Regions from separate parts of the Homo sapiens genome. Here region 2 is linked to region 1. A link is a contact called in ENCODE Hi-C or POLR2A ChIA-PET data. All regions are on one chromosome and are shown on one strand. Each heading gives the region's core, a stretch centred on a gene start or an enhancer-like site at or near the end of the contact. The rest is flanking DNA. Distances are from core to core; before and after follow the strand shown. Region 1 overlaps EPS15 (epidermal growth factor receptor pathway substrate 15). Region 2 overlaps RAB3B (RAB3B, member RAS oncogene family).

What was found. Hi-C counts contacts between places; a loop is a spot of excess contacts on that map. ChIA-PET counts read pairs that join two places held with the same protein, here RNA polymerase II (POLR2A). Pooled maps may share reads with other maps.
Region 2: a pooled map shows a loop between it and region 1 (2.3-fold over the local background). The contact joins two enhancer-like sites. A Hi-C loop is called at or near these places in 1 of 50 pooled maps. POLR2A ChIA-PET finds 5 or more read pairs at or near these places in 2 of 52 experiments (GM12878 and HEK293).

The regions. Positions count from the first base shown.
Region 1 is chr1:51,503,624-51,509,870 of GRCh38, forward strand. The region is part of intron 1 of EPS15 (epidermal growth factor receptor pathway substrate 15); the gene reads right to left. Among named protein-coding and RNA genes, the nearest start is that of EPS15-AS1, 12 kb to the right of the region's middle. RefSeq lists an enhancer at 1,399-1,458. Within about 2 kb of position 3,093, at least 5 of the 41 ENCODE cell types and tissues checked have a DNase peak (open chromatin) inside an H3K27ac peak, as active enhancers do; they include GM12878, where a contact is called at or near this core.
Region 2 is chr1:51,971,152-51,977,398 of GRCh38, forward strand. It overlaps RAB3B (RAB3B, member RAS oncogene family), which reads right to left. Exons shown (of 5, transcript NM_002867.4): 2 at 5,739-5,966. The coding sequence starts at 5,966. It also overlaps the pseudogene RNA5SP48. Among named protein-coding and RNA genes, the nearest start is that of RAB3B, 16 kb to the right of the region's middle. Within about 2 kb of position 2,585, at least 2 of the 41 ENCODE cell types and tissues checked have a DNase peak (open chromatin) inside an H3K27ac peak, as active enhancers do; they include GM12878, where a contact is called at or near this core.

The DNA of each region.
Region 1 (6,247 bases), core at 1,843-4,342:
AGAAGTGAACAACAACAAAAAATAAAAAATAAAAAAGCAAAGTTAGAGGACTAACACATCCCAATTTCAAAATGTATTACAAAACAACAATACTCAAGACAGTGTTGTACTGCACAGGACATATAGATCAATGGAACAGAATTAAGTCAGAACTAAATCATACATCTATGGTTAACTGATTATTGACAAGAGTGCCAAGATCATTCAATGTGGAAAGAATAGCCTTTTCAACAAATGATGCTGGAATACCATGTCACAAGCAAAAGATATCCACTAGCAAAAAAATGAAGTTGGACCTTTACCTCACACCATATATAAAAATCAACTTGAAATAGATCAAGGACCTAGATATAATAGCTAAAACTATAAAACTCTTAAAAGAAAACACAGGGATAAATCTTCATGACCTTAGATTTGCCAAAAGACTCAGCTATGTCACCAAAAGCACAAGCAACAAAAGAAAAATATATATAAATTAGACTTTATAAAAATTATAAACTTCAGGCCAGGCAAGGTGGCTTATGTCAGCCTGTAATCCCAGCACTCTGGGAGGCGAAAGCGAGCATGTTGCCCAGGAGTTCAAGACCAGCCTGGGCAACATGGTGAAACCCCATCTCTACAAAAAATATAAAAACAATTAGCTGGGCAAGGTGGCGTGCACTTGTAGTCCCAGCTACTGGGGAGGCTGAGGTGGGAGGATCACTTGAGCCCTGGAGGTCGAGGTTGCAATGAACTGTGATTGTACCACTGCACTCCAGCCTGGGCAACAGAGCAAGACCCTGTCTGAAAACAAAATAAATTAAAATTAAATTAAAAACTTCAAAGTACTTCAAAGAACACCATCAAGAAAATAATCCATGAAATGGGAGAAAATATATGCAAACCACGTATCTAATAAGGACTTCTATCTAGAATACATAAAGAATTCTTACAACTCAATAATAAAAAGACAACTCAATTTTAAAACAGGCAAAGAATATAAATAGACATTTCTCTAAAGAAGACATACAAATGGCTAATAAGCACATAAAAAGATGCTTGACATCATTAATCATCAGAGAAATGAAAATCGAAAACACAATGAGATACTAAAAAAAGTAAGCCAAAATCAAAGAATCAGCTAATAACAATTACTGGAGAGGATGTGGAGAAATCCTCATCCCGGTACACTGCTGGTACAAATATAAATGGTGCAGCTGCTCTAAAACAGTCAGCAGCCGAGCGTGGTGGCTCACACCTATAATCCCAGTGCTTTGGGCGGCCGAAGCGGGTGGATCACTTGAGGCCAAGAGTTTGAGACCAGCCCAGACAACATGGTAAAACCCTGTCTCTACTAAAAATACAAAAATTAGCCGGGTGTGGTGGTATATACCTGTAGTCCCAGCTACTCGGGAGGGTGAGGCAGGAGAATCGCTTAACCGAGGAGGCAGAGGTTGCAGTGAGCCATGATTGCGCCACTGCACTCCAGCCTGGGTGAAAGAGTGAGACTGTGTCTCAAAAAAAAAAAAATCTGCAGCTCTTCAAATGATTAAACACAGAATTTCCACATGACCAGATATGTGCCCAGGAGAAGTGAAAACATATATTTACACAAAACCTTGTATATGAATGCTTATAAAAGCATTATTCATAACAGCCAAAAGGTGGAAACCACCCAAATATCCACCAATGAACAAATGGAAAAACAAAATGTGGTATAACCATACGATGGAATATTTTTCAACCAAAAAAAGGAATGAATTACTGATACTTGCTGCAACATAGATAAACCACAAAAAGTGATAGAAGGCAGTCATAAGAGTATATGTATTATATTATTCCATTCATACAAAGTCCAGAATAACAAACTCTATAGAGACAGAAAGTAGATTAATAGTTGCTTAGGCTGGGGGAAGCATGCAATATGGGAGGGTGATAGCTGAGGGGTACAAGTTTCTTTCTGAGGTGATAAAATTGTTCTAAAATTGATGTTTGCACGTATCTGTGAAGAGACTAAAAACCACTGAATTGTACACTTTATAGGGTAAGTTGTATGGTATGTGAATTACATCTCAATTAAACTGTTTAAAAAGTAAAAAATAAAAATTTTAGAAAAGAACAATGGAGCATAAAGCTACAAAAAAAGTCTCTTAATAAAAGTAAACAATGTTTAAATATTTTATTTTATTTTTATTTATTTATTTATTTTTTGAGATGGAGTCTCTGTCATCCAGGCTGGAGTGCAATGGCGCAATCTTGGCTCACTACAATTTATTTATTTATTTATTTGTTGGTTTGTTTTGAGATGGAGTCTTGCTCTGTCACCCAGGCTGGATTACAATGGCGCAATCTTGGCTCACTACAACCTCTGCCTCCTAGGTTCAAGCAATTCTCCTGCCTTGGCCTCCCGAGTAGCTAGAATTACAGGTGCCTGCCACCACACCCGGCTGATTTTTGTATTTTTAGCAGAGGCGGAGTTTCACCACTTTGGCCAGGCTGGTCTCAAACTCCTGACCTCAGGTGATCCTCCCACCTCAGCCTCCGAAAGTGCTGGGATTACAGGCGTCAGCCACCGTGCCCAGCCAACAATGTTTAAATATTTTATACATTAACTACCTCCACAGCTTTTTGGAATTGGTAGATGGCTCATATTTTTAAATGCAGGTATATCTTTTTAACTTATTATTAATTTGGACATATGAAGTATTTTAAAGCTAGGACTAGAAATCAACTCAGTAGATTTACAATTTGCAGAATTACACTTTCCTAACTGGCCTCATAATCAAAGAAAAACTATAAGCAGTACCTTAAAAAATTCCATTTTTGAATATTTTAAATATTTATCAAACAGACATAAGTGCTCATGTCAATTATACATTTAAAAACAGATTGCAAAGTTTATGAGGGTTTTTTTGGTGAATTTTACAGTGAAATAAGTCTTGTCCACTTTAACTTATGAATACTGGTACTCTTAAAATTCCTGTCCTAAGGAAGAAATTAGTCATAAAAAGCTCTGAGGGTATAAAGCAGAAAACGTGCCAAGCAGAGAGACAAACCAGGACATTTCAAGCAAGTATGGCTCAAAGTAGAGTCAAGAGAGTTAAGGTTTTGAGCTATTCTGAAGTGCCAGATGGTCCAGAATCCACCCCCAGATCTTACAAGGCGCCGCATAAAAGTGTGCCAGAAAAAAAAAAAAAAACAGAACAGAACAGAATGTAGAGAACAAACTAAGAATGTAGAGAACAAACTAAGAATGAAAGCAATACAGACTGCAGAGAAGGGTGAAAACTGTATATACAAACTGAAATATTTCAATCTTCTTCAAGCTCACAACTTTTAATGCCAATTTCCTATGCTAAGTGAACTCTGACAAACTATAAATGGCCCTTGCAACCAAATTAAATATGCTCGGTTTAATCCCTTCAGAATAGCATTTTTCAGATTATTGCTCGAGTTAACCCTTGCTGCTGTCTGCTTTACCATTCAAGATCTTAAAATATAAACTAAAAATTCACTCATTTGATTTCAAAACTCAAATGTATACATAGAAAAATAATTCAATAATATAATAAGTACCACATATAACTCTACAGAAAAAAATTTATCAAATGGTAGAGCAAAGGTTATTTGCAACAGCATAAATTATAGTGGACATATATAAAATATCTGTACACATTAGGGCTTAAACTATAAAGCACACAATCAATTAATATGCTCCAAAGACATTAAAAAGATGCTAAGCAGACCACATAGGAAAACACTTAAAGAAAACAGAATAGGCCAGGTGCAGTGGCTCACACCTGTAATCCCAGCACTTTGGGAGGCTGAGGCGGGTAGATCACAAGATCAGGAGTTCAAGACTAGCCTGGCCAACATGGTGAAACCCCATCTCTACCAAAAATACAAAAATTGGGCAGGTATGGTGGCACACACCTGTAATCCCAGCTACTTGGGATACTGAGGCAGGAGAACTGCTTGAACCTGGGAGATGGAAGTTGCAGTGGGCTGAGATCACGTCACTGTACTCCAGTCTGGGTGACAGAGGAAGACTCCATCTCAGAAAAAAAAAAAGGAGAACAGAATAAAAAATGTTACATACATATATATACACACATATATATGTGTGTGTGTGTATGAAAGAGAGATAATAACTACATTTGGAAAAAAAAGAAACGATGTAAAAGACTAAAATTTAAAGAATGGTGTGGATGGTGATCTATCTTCTACTTTTCGACATGCATGTTCCAAGTTTTCTTTAGTGAGTGAAGAATACTGGAAATGAAAAAACATTTAGGCCCAACGCGGTGGCTCACGCCTGTATTTCCAGCACTTTGGGAGGCCGAGGCAGGTGGATCACGAGGTCAGAAGATCGAGACCATCCTGGCCAACATGGTGAAAGCCCTCTCTACTAAAAATACAAAATACAAAAATTGGCTGGGCATGGTGGTGTGCACCTGTAGTCCCAGCTACTCAGGAGGCTGAGGCAGGAGAATTGCTTGAACCCGAGAGGTGGAGGTTGCAGTGAGCTGAGATCGCACCATTGCACTCCAGCCTGGCAACAGAGCAAGACTCAGTCACAAAAAGAGAAAAGAAAAGAAAAGAAAAGAAAAGAAAAGAAAAGAAAAGAAAAGAAAAGAAAGAGAGAAAGAGAGAGAGAGAGAGAGAGAGAGAAAGAGAGAAAGAGAGAAAGAGAGAGAGAGAAAGAGAGAAAGAGAGAAAGAGAGAAAGAGAAAGAGAGAAAGAAAGAAAGAAAGAAAGAAAGAAAGAAAGAAAGAAAGAAAGAGAAAATTTAAACAAATACATATAAATTCTGCAGGTAAGTATTAATAATAATACAAGCAATTCTATTTATCAAATGTCTCCTATATCTCAACAATGTGTATACATCATACATAAGCAAATGAAAGGGTTTAAGTAATTTGCCATGATCACTCAGAGATGTCACAAATGGCAGAGCTACAATTCAATCCAGGTTTGTCTTGTACTATATCCAGTGTTCTTCCCACTACGTAAAACTTCTCTCAGTGTCCCTGGGATGAGAATCTTGACACTCTGTTAAAATATATATATAAAATATTTTACCTACTGTTTTGGAGTAGATCACAGATCTTTTGAAGTCTATCCTTGAGTCCCCTTCCTATGCTCTATGGTCAAAGTTAAAAATTCTTCCTTTATTACAAAAAAAAGATAAAACAAGGAATCTCATAAGAAAATTGATGTTATATCCCACAATATGAACTCTATGCACCAAAATACAATTTAACTTGAATCAAATGTTCCTATAGATTTATGTTATCCTTTCAAGTACAGTTTAAATATCCTCTACAGTAACAACCCTGGATCCTATAAAACCATTAAATAATTAAAAACTATATTACCACCAAAAGTTTCATCATAATCACAGTATTCTCTCATGGCACCCCCTTGCCTTACTTCTATCATCCTTTATCACAGTACTTGTCACACAAGAAAGTCAGTGTTTATCTCCCTAAAAAACCAAAAGCTACTTCAGAGCAAATGTCATGGTCTTATTCTGTATGTCCAAGGCTTACTAGAGTAGTGACACACAGGAGGCATCTAGTAAATGTTTTCTGAAACAGAGGATCAACCATCAATACTGGAAGCACCTTTAATGCATATAATTTCATATTTTTTATATATGCATAATGCTATATCTATGTTGTACCTACAGAACAAAAGATGGAATGAAGTTATCAATAATCCTTAGTATAAATGATCCATCAAAATTCTAATTAAGTGCAACATTTCATAAAAATTAATGGCTCATATAACTAAAATCTATCAATTTACCTAAGACATTCTAACTTCAGAGCCCAAGATCTCTCTCATTATTTTATGCTAGTTCTCAAAAATGTTCATCTGAGGATCAGAAATCATTACAGCTAATGGTTCCAGGTTTTAGTCAATAAAAGTCTATTTTATAGGGAGTCTCTGATACATTTTATCTTTAGCAATACAATACTGTAGAAACTCCAAGTCCAAATAACCATGTCTGAGAGAATATTAGCTTAAAAGTAAATATTGGTATGATGTACACTAACCTAGACAAGCTTAGATTTTCATGAGCAATAAATCTGGAGGTTGCAAAATGAAAAACTACCTTCTACTATGTCTACAAAAACTTTCCACTATAACTTCGTGCAACAATCACTTTCTAGAGATGTGGTGTATGCAATGATAAGTTGATTTTCACATAGGAAGATGTAGTAGCCTACAACATATGTTCAGCTATAACCAAGGAATGGTA
Region 2 (6,247 bases), core at 1,335-3,834, 470 kb after region 1:
CCACCAGCAAACCTATGAGGCTTTAATAGTTGAAGACATTAACTAGTCATAAAAATGAAGTGATTTATCAAAGCTCACAAAACCAAAAAAAAAAAAATCACAAAACTTTTGTGTACAGAAGTGATATGTATAAACACACATAAATGTTCCCCCTTTCCCTTTACAATGAAAGCAGTCTCCCCCTATCCTTGGGGGATAAGTTCCAAGACCCTCAGTGGATGCCTGAAACCTCAAATAGTACCTAATCCTATACAGTATACACTATGCTTTTTCTTTTTTCTTTTCTTTTTTTTTTTTTTGAGATGGAGTCTCGCTCTGTCGCCTAGGCTGGAGTGCAATGGCGCAATCTTGGCTCACTGAAACCTCTGCCTCCCAGGTTCAAGCAATTCTACTGCATCACCCTCCTGAGTATCTGGGATTACAGGAGCCTGCCACCACGCCCAGCTAATTTTTTGTATTTTTAGTAAAGGTGGGGTTTCACTATGTTGGCCAGGCTAGTCTCGAACTCCTGACCTCATGATCCTCCCACCTCAGCCTCCCAAAGTGCCGGATTACAGGCGTGGGCCACTGCACCCAGACCACACTATGTTTTTTCAATTTCATAACCACGATGGCTACTGAGTGGCTAATGGGCAGATAGCAAATACAGCACGGATATGCTGGATAAAGGGATCATTCACGCCCTGGGCAGGACAGAGCAAGACAGTGCAATATTTCATCATGCTACTCAAAACAGTGTGCAATTTAGGCCAGGCACGGTGGGTCACGCCTGTAATCCCAGAGCTTCGGGAGGCCGAGGTAGGTGGATCACTTGAGGTCAGAAGTTCAAGACAAGCCTGGCCAACATGGTGAAACCCCATCTCTACTAAAAATACAAAAATTAGCCAGGCGTGGTGGTGTACGCCTGTAATCTCAGCTGCTCCAGAAGCAGAAGAATTGCTTGAACCCGGGAGGTGGAGGTTGCAGTGAGCTGAGCTCATGCCATTGCACTCCAGCCTGGGCAACCGAGCGAGACTCTATCTCAAAGAAAAAAAAGCAGTGTGCAATTTAAAATTTATTAGCTTATTTCTAGAATTTTCTGTTTAGTATGTTCAGATCTAGAGGGCCCCAGGTAACTGAAATCTTGGAAAGTGAAACCAAGGATAAGAGGGGACAGCAATTGATCATCAAATTCTGTAAATTCTAGTTCCAAATCTCTCTCTTCATTTCCATCCCTTATGTCATTTTGTCACTCTTAGCGTTATGGACTGAATGTCTATGTCCTCCCAAAATGTGTATGTTGAAGCCCTAGATAGTACCTAATCCTATACAGTATACACTATGCTTTTTTCTTTTTTCTTTTTTTTTTTTTTTTTGAGTTGGAGTGTTGCTCATCCCTCAGTGTGCTTGTATTTGGAGATGAGGCCTCAAAGGAAGTAATCGAAGTTAAATGATGTCATAAGAGTGAGTTCCTGATCCAACAGAATTCATATCATTATAAGAAGAGACACCAAAGAGTTTGCACTATCTCTCCCCCATGCCCATGCACCAAGGAAAGGCCACAAGAACACAGAGTGGGAAGGCAGCCCGAGGGGAGAGCTCTCATCAGACATCAACCCTACTGGCACCTTGATCTTAGACTTCCAGTCTCCAGACTGTGAGAAAATTAATTTCAATTGTATTTTGTTATGGCAGCCAGAGCAGAATAATACACTTAGTTCAGCCCCATATAATTTACCCAAGTCCTTGCTTGCTTGCTTGCTTCCTTTCTTTTATAGCTGGTCACTACTATATTTGTTTATTAATTTTTAGATAGCCTTTATGAGGTATAATTGATACACAAAAAAATTCACTTATTTAATGTATACAATTTGATGAGTTTGGATCCAAAACCCTGGTTTCTTTGCCTCATTTCCATCCACCCTTCAAACTGAAGCCAGGAATTTTTCTAAAATGCAAATCTAACTTGTTTAAACCCTTCTATGGCTCCCCAGTGCCTATGGTGGTGGTCTCCAACTTACATCCCTTTAAGTAAGAAAAATGTAGGTACAGCACACACAGTATATGTGTATTCTTTAGATTATATATCTATATGTCTACTTCTATACACAAGATATTAAAATATATAAAATTAAAATAAACAATATTTAAATGTTTAAAATCTAATGTATTCATGAATAGTCCAGAAAACTTTATTTTTGCTGCATAAAAGCACATACACACACATAAAAACCCTTTGCTAATTTTCCTTCAGCAAAAGCAATGAGATTGACCATGTCATCTATGGCTATACCACCCTGAACGCGCCCGATCTCATCTGATCTCGGAAGCTAAGAGGGGTTGGGCCTGGTTAGTACTTGGATGGGAGATTGACTATGTCGTATCTAATTAGATTATCATTGATTTTACCTCGAAACGTGGCTGACAATGAACTTGTGTTGGGAGTTGGAAAAACACCAGTTCAGCCATTTTCTTTATGCTCACTTGGATTCACTATAATCTTCTAGCATAGTCTTCAATCAGAGGTTTCTTTATAGGACTCTTTAAAAGCCACATATCCATTATGAGGTTTCATTTAGTTAAAACTAGACCATGTAATCAATAAATCCACTTACCCAGGCACAAGAAAACCACAAAAGCTCACAATTGGCTGAACATAAACAAAGAAGTGAGTCAGTCCACTGTCAACCCCTCAGAAGGGCACAATGCCTCCTCCTATCTCAAGATTTTTTGAGTGTAGGCTATCTGACCATCTGATATGGGGGTCAAACAAAGACACTTCTGTCAATCCACATAGTAAATATCAGTAAAAAATATCTTATGTTCAAAGATTAAAAGTAAGCTCTAATAATTTCTTCAGTTCCCTAAGGAATCATCAAGCATGAATCCTCTGACCGATGACAAGAACTTTCTGTTTGCTGTGGAAGATCTCTTTGACCCCCAATCTGCCACCTATAGCCTCTCCAGCAAATTTCTCTCAGCACCCACTCTCTGCTCTTTCACAACCTTGATCCAGTTTTACTGTATTGCTCACCATGCCCCAAATATTCTGTGCTCTCACATCCCCCTGTGCATGGAACTGTAAGGATGATATCAAATAACACAAGTGAAAGCACCTGGCACCTAATAGGTGCTTTTAGTAAATGCATGTTGACTTTCACCTCAAGCTAGTTAAACTAAGTGGTTCTACAATGTTAGCCAGCCACAAAACCACCTGGAAAATTTGTTATAGCACAGATGGTTGTCACTCACCCACCAGAGTTTCTGACTCAATAGTTCTGAGGTGGGCCTGAAAATTTGCATTTCTAACAAATTCCAAGGTGATGCTGATGCCATGGGTCTGGGAATCAGTGAACTAGACGACCCGTATAGCTTCTTCTATTTCTAATGATCTCTGACTCCTCAATGCCTTTAATAGAGAGCAAATGAACAAAATGAACTTTTATCCCTATATAATATTTGACATTATCATGAAGGGAAATATGAACTCTATAATACCTCAGATGCACAGTGTAGAGAAAAGAGCACATACTTTTGAATCAGAAGATCTTGTTGAAATCCCACTTTATAGCAGTGTTGTTGACCTAAGGCAAGTTAACTAATCTCTGAGTTTCTTATCCTGCAAAACAGGAGTGTATTAAAGTAGTACCTACTTCATAGTGTTAATTGTGAGATAGTATATGGGAAATAATTTGTAAAAAGAAAAGTACTACATACAGACTGCCCCAATAAGATATATGCATAATGTATTAATGTACATTTAACACGCAGAATAGAAAGATAATAAATAACATACGTTTTGGCTGGGCGTGGTGGCTCACGCCTGTAATCCCAGCACTTTGGGAAACCAACACGGGTGGATCACCTGAGGTCAGGAGTTCAAGATCAGCCTGGTGAACATGGTGAAAACCCATCTTTACTAAAAATACAAAAATTAGCCAGGCGTGGTGGCACACGCCTATAATTGAAGCTACTTGGGGGGCTGAAGCAACAGAATCGATTGAACCCAAGAGGTGGAAATTGCAGTGAGCCAAGATAGTGCCACTGCACTCCAGCTCAGGTGACAGAGTGAGACTCTGTCTCGAAAAAAATAAAATAAAATAATAATAATACATGTTTTAAATACTTTAAATCACAAATTTTCAAAATTTCCAATCCAGGTACTAATTCATTTTTGAAAACTATATGATCTACATGTTGCTATATCATCTAAAATATGTGCATAATTTATTAGTACTATTGGCAGATACTAATAATAATAGTAGCTGTGGCAGCCAGCTTCCAAGATGGTCCCCAGTGATACTTTCCTCCCAATATCCACACTTTTGTGTAGTTTCCTCCCATGCTGAATCAGTGACCAACAGAACGCTGTAAGGCTAAGGCTAACTCATAAGAGACATTGCCACTTCCTCTGGCCTTTTACATCTCTCACTCTGGGAAAAGCCAGCTGCTATGCAAATAAAGACACTTCAGCAGCTCTGTGAAGACACTCTAAGAGGCCAAATGGGAACGAAGTAAGGCCTTCTGCCAACAGCTAGCACCAGACATGTGAGTGTGCAGTCTTAAGATCCTCCAGCCCCAGGCTAAGCGCGGTGGCTCACACCTGTAATCCCAGCACTTTGGGAGGCCGAGGTGGGCGGATCACAAGGTCAGGAGTTCGAGACCAGCCTGGCCAACATGGTGAAACACCATCTCTACTAAAAATACAAAAATTAACTGGGCATGGTGGCGGGCACCTGTAGTCCCAGCTACTCGGGAGGCTGAGGCAGGAGAATCGCTTGAACCCGGGAGGCGGAAGTTGCAGTGAGCTGAGATCATGTCACTGCACTCCAACCTGGGCAACAGGACAAGACTCCGTCTTAAAAAAAAAAAAAAGATCCTCCAGCTCCAGTGTATGTTTCAGATGACTGCAAGCCAAGCCAACATCTGGCTACACCTCATGAGAGGCCCCAACCACTCCCAAATGTTTGATCCACAGAAACTATGAGATAATGAATTATTATTGTTGTTTGACACTACCAATTTATTTATTTATTTATTTATTTATTTATTTGAGATGGAGTCTCGCTCCGTTGCACAGGCTGGAGTGCAGTGGCATGATCATGGCTCACTGCAGCCTCGACCTCCTGGGCTCAAGCAATCCTTCCACCTCAGCCTCCCAAGTAATGGGGACTACAGGAGCCCACCACCATGCCCAGCTAATTTGTTTTATTTTTTTGAGAGATGAGGTCTCACAATGTTGCCCAGTCTGGCACTATGAACTTATGAAGTGATTTGTTATACGACAGTAGATAACTGATACCTTAGCTAACATTTAGTGTGCATTTACTATGTTCCAGGAACTAAGCCAAGGACCTAAGGACCCAACAGCCTTATGATGTAGATGCTATTACAATCCCCAAAGGAGAAAGGGTGCCCCAGAGAAGTTAAGCAATTCAGTCAAGTTCCATGACTAGTAAGTGGTAGAAGCAGAATTTGAACCCAAGTCTCTAACTCCAAGCCCCAGTTTCTTGGTCACTCATTTAGACAAGCCAACATAAAACCTCCTGGATAGTTAAACAGCAGAAGCAACTGAACCCCTGGAGGAGAGCAAACTTGTATAAAACTAGCAGAGGGTAGCCCAGGGGCCACACCTGAAACAGCATTAATGCCTGATGCTGTAAGGCCCAGAAGTTCCAAGCTGGCCCCACCTCTAAGCCCTTGTACTGGCAGGCCAGCCGCTTCTCAGGAAAATCCTGCCCAAGATTCCCGGGACTCACCCAGATCTGCAGTTTCACCCGCTTCTCGTGACGGTAGACTGTCTTCACCTTGAAGTCGATGCCCACGGTGCTAACGAAGGCTGGGGTGAACGTGTCATCAGCATAGCGGAAGAGGAAGGAGGTCTTGCCAACACTGCTGTTGCCAATGATAAGCAGTTTAAACATGTAGTCAAAATTCTGGTCAGAGGCATCTTTGACTCCAGTTTTACCATCTGTCACTGAAGCCATCTGCAAGAGAGACCTAGAGTCACTCAGGAACAGACCTTCGGTGTCACCCTGAGTCACCATCCTTCTAATGGTCACCCCACCATTCACACACTCACTCCTTACTCCAGCACCACTGAGGAAATGCACACTACTCAGAATCACCCCATCACTACACCTGCCCCAAATGTTGTCTCAGCACTGAGGTGGAACCCAGCTCCTCCCATTCATTCCTTCAGCAAATATTTACTGAGCACATTGATCTGGGGCAAGCCCTGTGCTGGGCATGGGGCTTACAAACATGA